Linked DNA regions of Homo sapiens: region 2 is linked to region 1. Evidence: read pairs that join two places in POLR2A ChIA-PET (ENCODE). Cell type or tissue: Panc1. All regions are shown on one strand. Links, peaks and the distances in the headings refer to the core of each region. The heading gives the core; the rest is flanking DNA. Region 1 overlaps ZNF608 (zinc finger protein 608). Region 2 overlaps LOC101927421 (a long non-coding RNA gene).

Evidence for each region. Peaks named below come from ENCODE experiments on the same cell type or tissue, not always from the same donor. Only the 100,000 strongest peaks of a DNase experiment are listed, where the experiment ranks them.
Region 2: POLR2A ChIA-PET joins it to region 1 with 11 read pairs; 3 of 35 experiments call an interaction of 5 or more read pairs at or near these places.

What each region holds. Positions count from the first base shown.
Region 1 is chr5:124,713,694-124,719,080 of GRCh38, forward strand. The region is part of intron 2 of ZNF608 (zinc finger protein 608); the gene reads right to left. Among named protein-coding and RNA genes, the nearest start is that of ZNF608, 30 kb to the right of the region's middle. In Panc1, for the core only: no CTCF peak of the experiment used is centred there; no DNase peak of the experiment used is centred there; H3K27ac peaks cover 3,096 bases.
Region 2 is chr5:125,070,305-125,075,691 of GRCh38, forward strand. All of the region lies in intron 2 of LOC101927421 (a long non-coding RNA gene), which reads left to right. Among named protein-coding and RNA genes, the nearest start is that of ZNF608, 330 kb to the left of the region's middle. In Panc1, for the core only: no CTCF peak of the experiment used is centred there; no DNase peak of the experiment used is centred there.

The DNA.
Region 1 (5,387 bases), core at 227-5,226:
GAAAAAATTTGCCAATCCTTGCTCTACTGAATTCAAGAGCTCATTTAGGTTCACTCTTGGACGTTAATATCTGTTGGTGGAGAGGGGGAGGGGAAGTTAACAGTATGTTGGAACAGGGCAGGAAGGAAGTGAAAAAGGAAGTAGGGAGTGGACAGAAGTGTAGGAGATTTTAAAAGTAAACATATAGATCCATCTCTGAATGAAAAATAATAATAAATGTACCTACTACTACCTAACTCTCTTAAAAAAACCTAGGAGTCATAAACCAAAAGAGATATGAGGAGCCACATTCCAGTTCTAACTTAAGCAGTCATAACATAAAACATTAAATATTTATTGAACATCTTTTTATTATACCAGCCATTGTGCTGGGTGCTAATGACAACCAAGACAGACAAGATCCCTCCCTTCACGGAGCTGACAAAGAAGTAAACTTTTTTAAAAAAAACAACATTGTCAATCTATGATACGTCTCTATTCCCAAAAGAAGAAACAACCATCCTATGTAATTGCAATGTGTTTTTGGTAACATTTTCAGTTTGAAAACCAGGATATTTTATCTTAATTGCCCCATAAGTGAATGAATTACATGAAAAAATCAAGTTCTCAAACACATTCTGTTGAGGACTAGAAATGAAACAAGCCCTCCTAGAAACTTGGAGTTCTTTCATCCAGAAGTCTAGTCATGGATGCACAACTAAGACCATCAGTCCCAGAAGCTACTTCTCACAGAGGATGACAGGTCAATGTCACACATCACATGTCTCACTAATGCTTTTGAACTGGGTAATATAGTGTAATAAATAGGAGTGTGGTCTCTGTGCTTCAATCTCAGATCATTTACTTACTAGTATAATCTTGAAAATTTACTTAACCTTTCTAAGCCTCAATTTCCTCACCTATAAAGTGGAGATTATAGTATTACCTAATTGTATTTAATGTAATAGACATATCAAACAAGAGATCCTACATAAAGCCCGTCGTAGTATCTCTATCATATAAGTGCTCAACAAATGTTAGTTATTATTGTCCTTGCCAATACCAATCTCAGTAACACATGTTCATAGGGCTTGCTTAATTTGTCACATGGCTAAACCAACACATTAAAAACATACTGCTGTAGTCTCTGAAAACCAGATGACAGTTTTCAAATTAAATGAAACACTTCAAAATACCTGGGGATGAATTTATAATTGAATATTTAAGGTTCTTTAGAACCAACTACATAGTAAGATTTTATTTGGAGGTAACAGTGATTTTTCTTCTTCTAAAAGCTGACATCCTAGGAGAAATCCCAGCCTAAGAATGAGATCAGGATCTTCTGCTTCTAGTGTTAACATCCATAAGAATTAAGAATGCTTGCTTCAGCTATTTCATAGGGGTACTTCAAGAATCAAATGAAATGGACTCTATGAAAATGCTTCCTCAGCTATTTTATAGGGGTACTTCAAGAATTAAATGAAACAACCTCTATGAAAATGGTCTCAAAAGAATGCCCAAATGTAAATAAAAATAAATGTTATTAACCATTTATTCTTGCACAGTTACCAAGTCAGCTCATTTACTCTTTAACACACAAAAAAAAATGATGCCACAAAGAAATGAAGGATAGCAGGGGTGGTAAACAGGATCACGCTCTCTTGGCATCACGTTTCCAGAATATTTATTATTTATTTTTACAAATGTGTCTAATATCCAAGTACAAGCACCCCACGGGTGACAGAGCTTGCCATATCTGCAGCAAAATAATTATTTCTATTATGCACTCCCTTAACCATTAAAATAATTTCTAGCTAGTTGACAAACACCTGCAATATAGTTTTAGCATTATCTAGACTACATTTAAATCAAGTTGATTTGAATCATGATTTAAATCAGTCAAGAAAAACTATTATCTTCTAAAATTAAAAAATGCATGCTTATTTTTTGCCATAATGGTAATATACACACTTCATAAAGCTCATAGATACATGTACGTATACTGCTTTTAAACAGAAAATATTATTTTTAAGTGGTGTAAAAAATCTTTTCAAATGTTATCATTATTTTTATTTTTAATATTACCAACCAGCCCTTACTTATGCATACATATCTTACGTAATGAAAACCATACTCCATAACTTTTAATGCATTTTTCTCATATTTTATAGCTGCATTACTCTAATATAGGCCGGGCGCGGTGGCTCACGCCTGTAATCCCAGCACCTTGGGAGGCCGAGGCGGGCGGATCACGAGGTCAGGAGATGGAGACCATCCTGGCTAACACGGTGAAACCCTGTCTCTACTAAAAATACAAAAAATTAGCCGGGCGTGGTGGCGGGCACCTGTAGTCCCAGCTACTGGGGAGGCTGAGGCAGGAGAATGGCCTGAACCCGGGAGGCGGAGCTGGCAGTGAGCCGAGATCGCGCCACTGCACTCCAGCCTGGGCGACAGAGCGAGAATCCGTCTCAAAAAAAAAAAAAAAAAAAAAGAAAAGAAAGAAACTCTAATATAGTTGCTTTACGTATCAAAACTAAATGAAGCATCTATTTAAATCACTGAATGGCTATCTTCTCTAAGTTAATCATGGGTATTTTTCCATAGCACATTAAAATCTAATAACCATAACCAAAACAACTTAAATTTAAATTGTTTCATTTAATAAAAAAAAAAAGAGGGGATTTCCTTCAACCACAAGTCATTTAAATAAGCAGCTTAGTTAAGCACCTTTGTTCATCAATGTTAATACTTATCAATAAACATTTATTCCCTGACTATAGTGCTTATTTTAATTACAGCCCTAAAATATACTAGGAAAAAGTAGTGCTCATGTCAAAGCCACTCTTAGGAAGTTGGGAAATAAACTTGCCACCTAGATTTAAGGTCTAAAAGTACTGGATATAAAAGGAAGTACTCAGTTAAATCTTACATGACTTTTGTTTTGGTGGAGTGGGGTAGGGTAGGATAGGTGAAATTTTTTCAGGTAGCTTTAGTGTTAAGTGCATTCTCCTGCATTCTTGCATTCTAGAGCTCTAATAACTCTTTAAACTTTAATAAGTTATTATTAGCCCCACTCCCAATCTTGGTCACAGAACATAATTTTATTCTGAGTAAAAGTTGTACATTTTGGCCGGGCATGGTGGCTCACGCCTGTAATTCCAGCAGTTTGGGAGGCCGAGGCAGGCGAATCACCTGAGGTCGGGAGTTGGAGACCAGCTTGACCAACCTGGAGAAACCCCGTCTCTACAAAAATACAAAATTAGCCGGGCCATGGTGGTGCATGCCTATAATCCCAGCTACTCAGGAGGCTGAGGCAGGAGAATCACTTGAACCTGGGAGACGGAGGTTGCAGTGAGCCAAGATGACACCATTGCACTCCAGTCTGGGCGACAACAGCAAAACTCCATCTCAAAATAAAGTAAATTTTGATTAAATATTTACCCTCTGACACATTTTAAAATTATATAAACTTCTCTTAAAAGAAATGTGATTTTTAAAATTCATTTTTGCTGGCCAGGAGCAATGGCTCATGCCTGTAACCCCAGCATTTTGGGAGGCCTAGGTGGGCGAATCACCTGAGGTCGGGAGTTCGAGACCCACCTGGCCAACATAGAGAAACCCTGTCTCTACTAAAAATTAAAAAAAAAAATTAGCCAGGCATGGTGGCAAGCACCTGTAATCCCAGCTACTGGGGAGGCTGAGGCAGGAGAATTGCTTGAACCCAAGAGGCGGAAATTGCAGTGAGCCAAGATTGCGCCACTGCACTCCAGCCTGGGCGACAGAGCGAGACTCCACCTTAAATAAATAAATAAATAAATTCATTTTTTAAAAATCACAAACCATTCTGATTTAACCATTTCTTTGCAATCTAATATTTGATCTCAAAAATTAAGCAAAGATTAACTAATGTTAGCAAAAAGGCTTTTTTGAGGCTCTGAAACAATACAGTCCAAGGACATGCAAAATAAAGAGCAATAAAATGAGCTTAGATATCATTTAGTCCTTTTTTGTTGTTGTTTTAGTTTTATAAATGAGGAAAGTTAACTCAAGACCACAGGAGTTTGTAGCCAATAAAGACCCAAAACTTAGCAGAAGTTCTCAAAGCCCACCATGTGCATGCGACATGCAACCTGGTTTCATCTCTGCAGTACACAGAGTTCTGGACAGATGGGGGACTCTGGGTGTGTCTGTGGCCAGGCAAGTGTCCCTATAGGGGCAGCGAAGGAGGAAAATGAATCCTATGGCTGGCACCTTTTCCTCTTATAAATCCTTTTTGCTTTCTCTTGCCTGTCTATAAAGCAGAATCACACCTTGACGCAGGGGCTCAACACATAACATGGCTGAGCAATTGGTGCTCTCTCACTACTCCACCCTGTCACAATCTGAGCACAGGCCCACATTCTGCAAACTTCCTTGCTGGTGGCCTCTTCTCTTCTTCTTTCAAAGTGGCATGGCACCAGATGCCATGGCCCCATTCCATTTACCTTGGAGTAGGTAGCAAAAGCAAAACTGGGACCTGCCATCCCAACTTGTACATCTTCCCACTGAAAGCAGGTCATCTTTCTCTGCTTAGCACTCTTTAAATGCCTTGTTAGGGGAACAAAAAAATTCTCTTTCACATGCGTTAAAAAGTCTAATATTTTGTCAAACAGAAATGAAAAATAAACCTAATCTAAGCTGTCAAAGAATCATGAAATGCCTCTGGCACTTCCATCAAAGTATGCAGAATTGTACGAACTCTTTGAAGAAATGAAACTGCAGTTTATCAAGTGTGATTTATAAGCAACACTGATTTAGCTGGTAGATAACACTGCTGTCTAATCATTAGTAGTCAGACAACAGCCATGTGAACACATCAATTATGGGCCACTGCCAAAAGCCCTTGAGATCTTGGAGATTAACAGCCAATCCTCTGTTTTACAAGCTCACATCAAAAAGAATATTAATAAGAGGAGGGGCGATGTGAAAGCTTGTCAGAGTAATTCAGCCACTAAAACAAGGCATTTTTTTTTCCTCTCTTCTCTGTTGAATTGGCCCAAGGAAGAAGCTGGCATCAGCTACAAAGTGCAATGCTGCCAATTTCTTGGAAAATGTTTTTCACTAGCATATGGGAACTTGTAAGGGTCTGCAAAACCGCTATTTGGTGAATAAAGACAGGCAAGCCTTCTCCATGTCCCTTTTTAATGCTGGAATGAAACAAATGGAGTCATTATTAAATTATTTTTAAATTAACATGCACAATAGGAAATCCACTGGCTTTTTCTCTACCCTCAAAATCAGAAATTTTGTAAAATCTCATTACATATATGCCATTTTTAATACTTCTGCCTTCCACCAATATGTAACTAAGAGAAACTACTAGTACGGACCTGCACATTAATGAGTTTCTTGAAATTAACATGGTTCTT
Region 2 (5,387 bases), core at 293-5,292, 360 kb after region 1:
TGAAGCTGGTTTTCAATTTGAAATTGTATCTTGTGCTGTGAAGTAATTAGCTTGTTATCTTTATACCTCATTAAATCTAGTGACACAACATAGCACATTAAAGTTTGAGAAAATTAAAAAACTGTACACTTAGAGATAATAGAACATAAATTTGAGGGAAAAGAATAAACAGCAAAATTAAACAAAATATGAAAGAAAAGTTGAGACCTAGAAAATAAATTCAGAAGGTCCAATAGTTGATTATTAGATAGTATGAAAAAGGGCAAGAGAGAATTGTCATATAATGATGAGAGACAATTTATTATTGTTGAGAAAATACAAGTTTTTATTTTAGATAGATTCAAGTGTGGCCAAACAATCTAGACATTGACTTACAAAATATCAATAAAGCAAAGGTAATGACAAGACTCTGATAGCTCTCAGGAAAAAAAAGTTATGTAAAGTTGGATAACAAACAGATTGATATAAGATTTCTCTTTGGTAACAATGGGTATATAACACAATATCTTCAAAATGCTGAGGGAAATATTTTTTGAAGCTAGAATTATATATATAAACCATTTTAGTCCAGTATAAAGGTATAAATGAAGACATTTTAGAGAAGGTCACATAATGTTTCCCTTTTACATAGCCAATCTGAAGAAAATATTTGACAACATGGCTTACAGAAATGTAACGTGAAGCAAAAAACAATAGGAAGTCAAGAAATAAATGATGGAATTAACCCAAAGATATAAAGACTGGAATACAGGAATGCTAGCTAAGTAGTATGGAAAACAAGTCAAAACTAGCAGAAAATGCAAAGTACTCCAAGAATGACATCAGGAAGAGTGGAATGGATTAACTCAATTGCTACGAAAAGCTGGAAGATCTTATTGGCAAAATGAGGAAAACATGCAAATACTGATAAAGGGAAAAAATCTGTAAGGAAAGATTTGGCCAAGTATGAAGAAAACTGGGATATGGCATAATTTTGAGAAGTTGATGGACTCTAAGAAAACATATGTTCCCTTCAGTTCCCCTAGGATTCATCACATTGGATCGATAGATATGGAAATATAGTCTTACCATACAATGTGGCTTTTCCTAAGAAAATAGTTTTCTGACATTGGCACAATGTTTTTTATGCTTCAAATATCAGAATCAGCCTATAAATAAAGCACCAATGAATTATGTACAATTATGAAACAGCTTAAGTGTAATCAGATAATATTGTCTTAAAGAAAAGGGCAGGGGAAAACACCTGTAGCTGACAGAAGAAAGCAGGTTGTCATGAGGTAAGAATGTGGAGAATAGGATGGAGTAACCATAACTTTTATATTACATATTGAGATTAAGACATGCAATTAAAAGTTAATGGAAAGAGATATCGAGTTTTTGGTATATGAACTCTTAACTATAATAGGTAGATAGAATCTCTTTCTCTCAAATGAAAGAATGATCACAAATTGGGAAAATGAGAAGAAGCAGACTGCAAATGGGGGATGTGAAAGTGAGTGAATTCTCATTTTTCATAGCAGAGTATATATAGAATGTTCAGGATTAATAAGACATATAAATATTTATTTACAACTACATAACAAATCACTCCAAAGCTTTGTATTTTATTGTATTGTATTTTATTTATTTTTATTTTTGAGATGGGGTTTTGCTCTTGTTGCCCAGACTGGAGTGCAATGGTGCAATCTCGGCTCACCGCAACCTCCACCTCCCGGGTTCAAGCAATTCTCCTGCCTCAGCCTCCCAGTAGCTGCGATTACAGGCATGAGCCACCATGCCTGGCTAATTTTGTATTTTTAGTGGAGAGGGGGTTTCTCCACGTTGGTCAGCCTGGTCTCGAACTCTTGACCTTACGTGATCTGTCCACCTCAGCCTCGCAAAGTGAGCTTTGTATTTTAAAACAACAATAAACAAGGAATTTGCTGTGGCTTGGTTGGGGAGTTCTGGCTCAGTTTCTCAAGGAATTGCAGTCATCTAAAGGCTTGACTAGGATTATAAAATTTACTACCAAGATTGCTCACCATCCAACTTGATAACAGGAGACCTCAGCTGCTTTCTCCCAAGTGAGTAATCTAAGAAACCTGTTATTACCTAGCCCCAGAAGTCATACACTGTCACTTCTTTAATATCCTATTGATCACATAGGTCAGCTCTCTTCATTCCAGAAGTAGACTTCACAAGGGTGTGAATAACAGGAAGTGGGAATCATAGGGGGTCATCTTAGGAGCTTGGTACCATAAGCGGTATGCCTCTATTGTTTAGAGTTACGGAATAATGTTAGAGGTCTGAAAAACAATAAAGAAATGCCAATAAGAAGTTTTTTTTGGTACAATTTGCTTTTTTTCTGTAGGCACCTATTAGTTTGATTAAACTTAATCATTTTAAAGAAGCTCAGTGAGCTACAGGAGAACACAGACAACGAAATGAAATCAGGGAAATAATACACAAATCAAAGGAGATGTTCACCACAGAAATAGAAACCATATAAAGGAACCAAAAAGGAAATTCTAAAGCTAAAATGCACAATGACTGAACTAAAAAAAAAAATAAATCCACAGACAGCTACAACAGAAGACTTTATCAAGCAGAAGAAAGAATTAATGAGCTCAAAGACAGGGCATTTGAGTTCGTTCAAGTTAGAGGAACAACAACAAAAAAAGAATGAAAAATGTGAAAAAAGTCTCAAACTTATAGGACACTATCATATAAACCAATATATACATTATAGAAGTCTTAGAAAAAAACACACAAAGAGAAAGGGGCCAAAAGCTTATTTAAAGAAATAATGATAGAAAGTTTTCCAAGTCTGGAGAGGGAAATGAACACCCAGATACACGAAGTCCAAAGAACCCCAAATAGATTAAAGAGATCTTTGCCAAGACACATTGTACTCAAATTCTCAAAACTCAAAGAGAGAATTGTAAAAGCAAGAGAAAAGAAACTCATCACCTACAAGAGATTCCTCATAAGACTGTCAGTAGATTTCTCAGCAGAAACCTTTCATGCTGAAAGACAGATAATATATACAAAGTGCTAGAACAAACCCCTGACAACCAAGAATATCTGACAAGACTGTGATTCAGAAATAAAAGAGTGATAAGGACTTGCAAAGACAAACAAAAGCTATGGAAGCTCATCATCACTAGACTTGTCTTATAGGAAATGCTAAAGGAAGTTCTCCAAGTTGAAATAAAGGAACACTAACAGAGTGAAGACAATAAAACTACAAAACTCACTGTAAGAATAAGAATATATTCAAATTCACAGTATTTTAATACAGTAATGGTAAATTTTAAGACACTTCTAACTCTATAGAAGTTAAATGTCTAAACTATTAAAAATAACTATAGCTGCAATGATTTGTTAATATATGATCCATAAAAGATGAAAATTGTGACATCAATAACATAAAATGTGGGAAGAGAAGTGAAAATGTAGAGTTTTTGTATGCAGGTGAAGTTAAGTTGTTTTCAGCCTAAAATAGACTGTTATAAGACATTTTATGTAAGCCTCATGGTAGCAACGAAGAAAAAGCCTGTGTTAAAACCACAAGAGGTAAAGAGAAAGGAATCAAAGCATCCAATGACAAAAATCATCAAACTGTGAAGAAAGACAACACGAGAAGAATGAAAGAGACTACAGGCAGTCAGAAAATGATCAGCAAAAACCACAGTAATTACTTTCCTATCAATAATTTAAATTTAAGTGGATTAAATTCTCTAATCAAAAGACATAGACTGGGTGAGTGTATTAAAAGAAATCCAATAATATGCTACCTACAAGAGACTCATTTTAGCTTTAAGGACAAACCCAGGCTGAAAGTAAAGAGATGGAAGAAGAGTCCATGTAAAAGAGAGTGGGGTGGTTGTACTTAACATCAGACAAAATGATTTTAAGTCAAAAACTTCCTTAAGAGACAAAGAAGGTCATTATATAATGATAAAAGGGTTAATTTGTCAGTTGTTACAAATTGATCCTGTTATAAATATGTTACAAATATTGTTATGTCATATGTTATAAACATTGTAACAAAAATTAATATAAATTGATTATCTGTTAGACCACAAAAAATCTTGACAAATTCAAGAAAATTGAAATCATACCAAGTATTTTTTTTTCTGAAAACAACAGTATGAAACTAGAAATCAATAACACAAGGAATGTTTGAAAATTCACAAATACATGGAAGTTAAATAACATATTCCTGAATAACCAGTGGGTCATAGAGGAAATCAAAATAGAACTTACAAAACATTTTGAAACAAATTACAATGTAAACACAACACATCAAAACTTGTGGGGTATAGCAAAAGCTGTCCTAAGGGAGAACTTTATAGGAATAAATGCCTATATTAAGACAGAAGAGATTCCTGTAATGGCGGCTTCCTGGAAGGTAGTGTCATGTGGAACCTCTTAATCTCAGCACCTGGAGCTCCAGGAAGGGGAATTTCAAGTCAGATAGAATTCTATATATACCATTTCTTTGGAACCTTCAGCCCTCAAGATTCCAACATCATTACCTCAGTTTCAACACAGTTGTCCTTAGTCCTCATATCACTGCTTTTGGTGCTGCCTGTTGTCAAAGTGGTAGAAGCCAGTGATGCAATTGTCCTCTTGTTAGGTGTGGTTCTCAGCATTACAGGCATTTGTGCCTGCTTGGGGGTACATGCACGAAAAAGAAAATGGACAGATGTGACCTTGAAAGGCCTACTGAATCAAACCTCACCCTGAAAACCTTTGTGCTATAGAGGCTAAACCTGAGCTTTGGTATCTGAAAGTTTCCAAGAATCAGTAAATAAGGGAATTTTACATTTTTCATTGTTTCCATGAAATGGTAACAAACATACATAAATAAATTGAAAAAAATGTTTTCTTTACAATAAATAATGCACTGAAAAATACAGCCTATAATTTGTATTTGCTAGTTAGAAAGGAGGTCAAAGAAGTAAGATGGCTGAAATTTACGTAAGTAATATTTCATAGTTTTAGAATTCTCCAAGCATGCAAAATAGCAAGAAGGAAGTTCTTGCCCAGAATCTTAGGAAATCACCAATGTTCAGTTATAATCACTGTCTCCTGGATCATTGAAGAGTCTTTTCTGCATCTTTTTATAAGGTTTTTGTTTTGTTGTCTCCCAGGTTAATATTGTATTTAGATATCAGAGAGTCAGCCAAAAAGGGAAGCTTTTATCTCTGGGGAAAAATGTTTAGAAAAATGTATTCGGTGTATCTGATACTGAAATGCAGAAAAAAATTTAATGTTAAAAAAAACTATAGACATTGACATGGAAAAGAGATTTAATGTTAAGAAAAAAACTATATTAACTGAGTAACATCCTCCTAATGAGAAGTACTATATTAAATATAAACCCATTATATTGTAAAAAA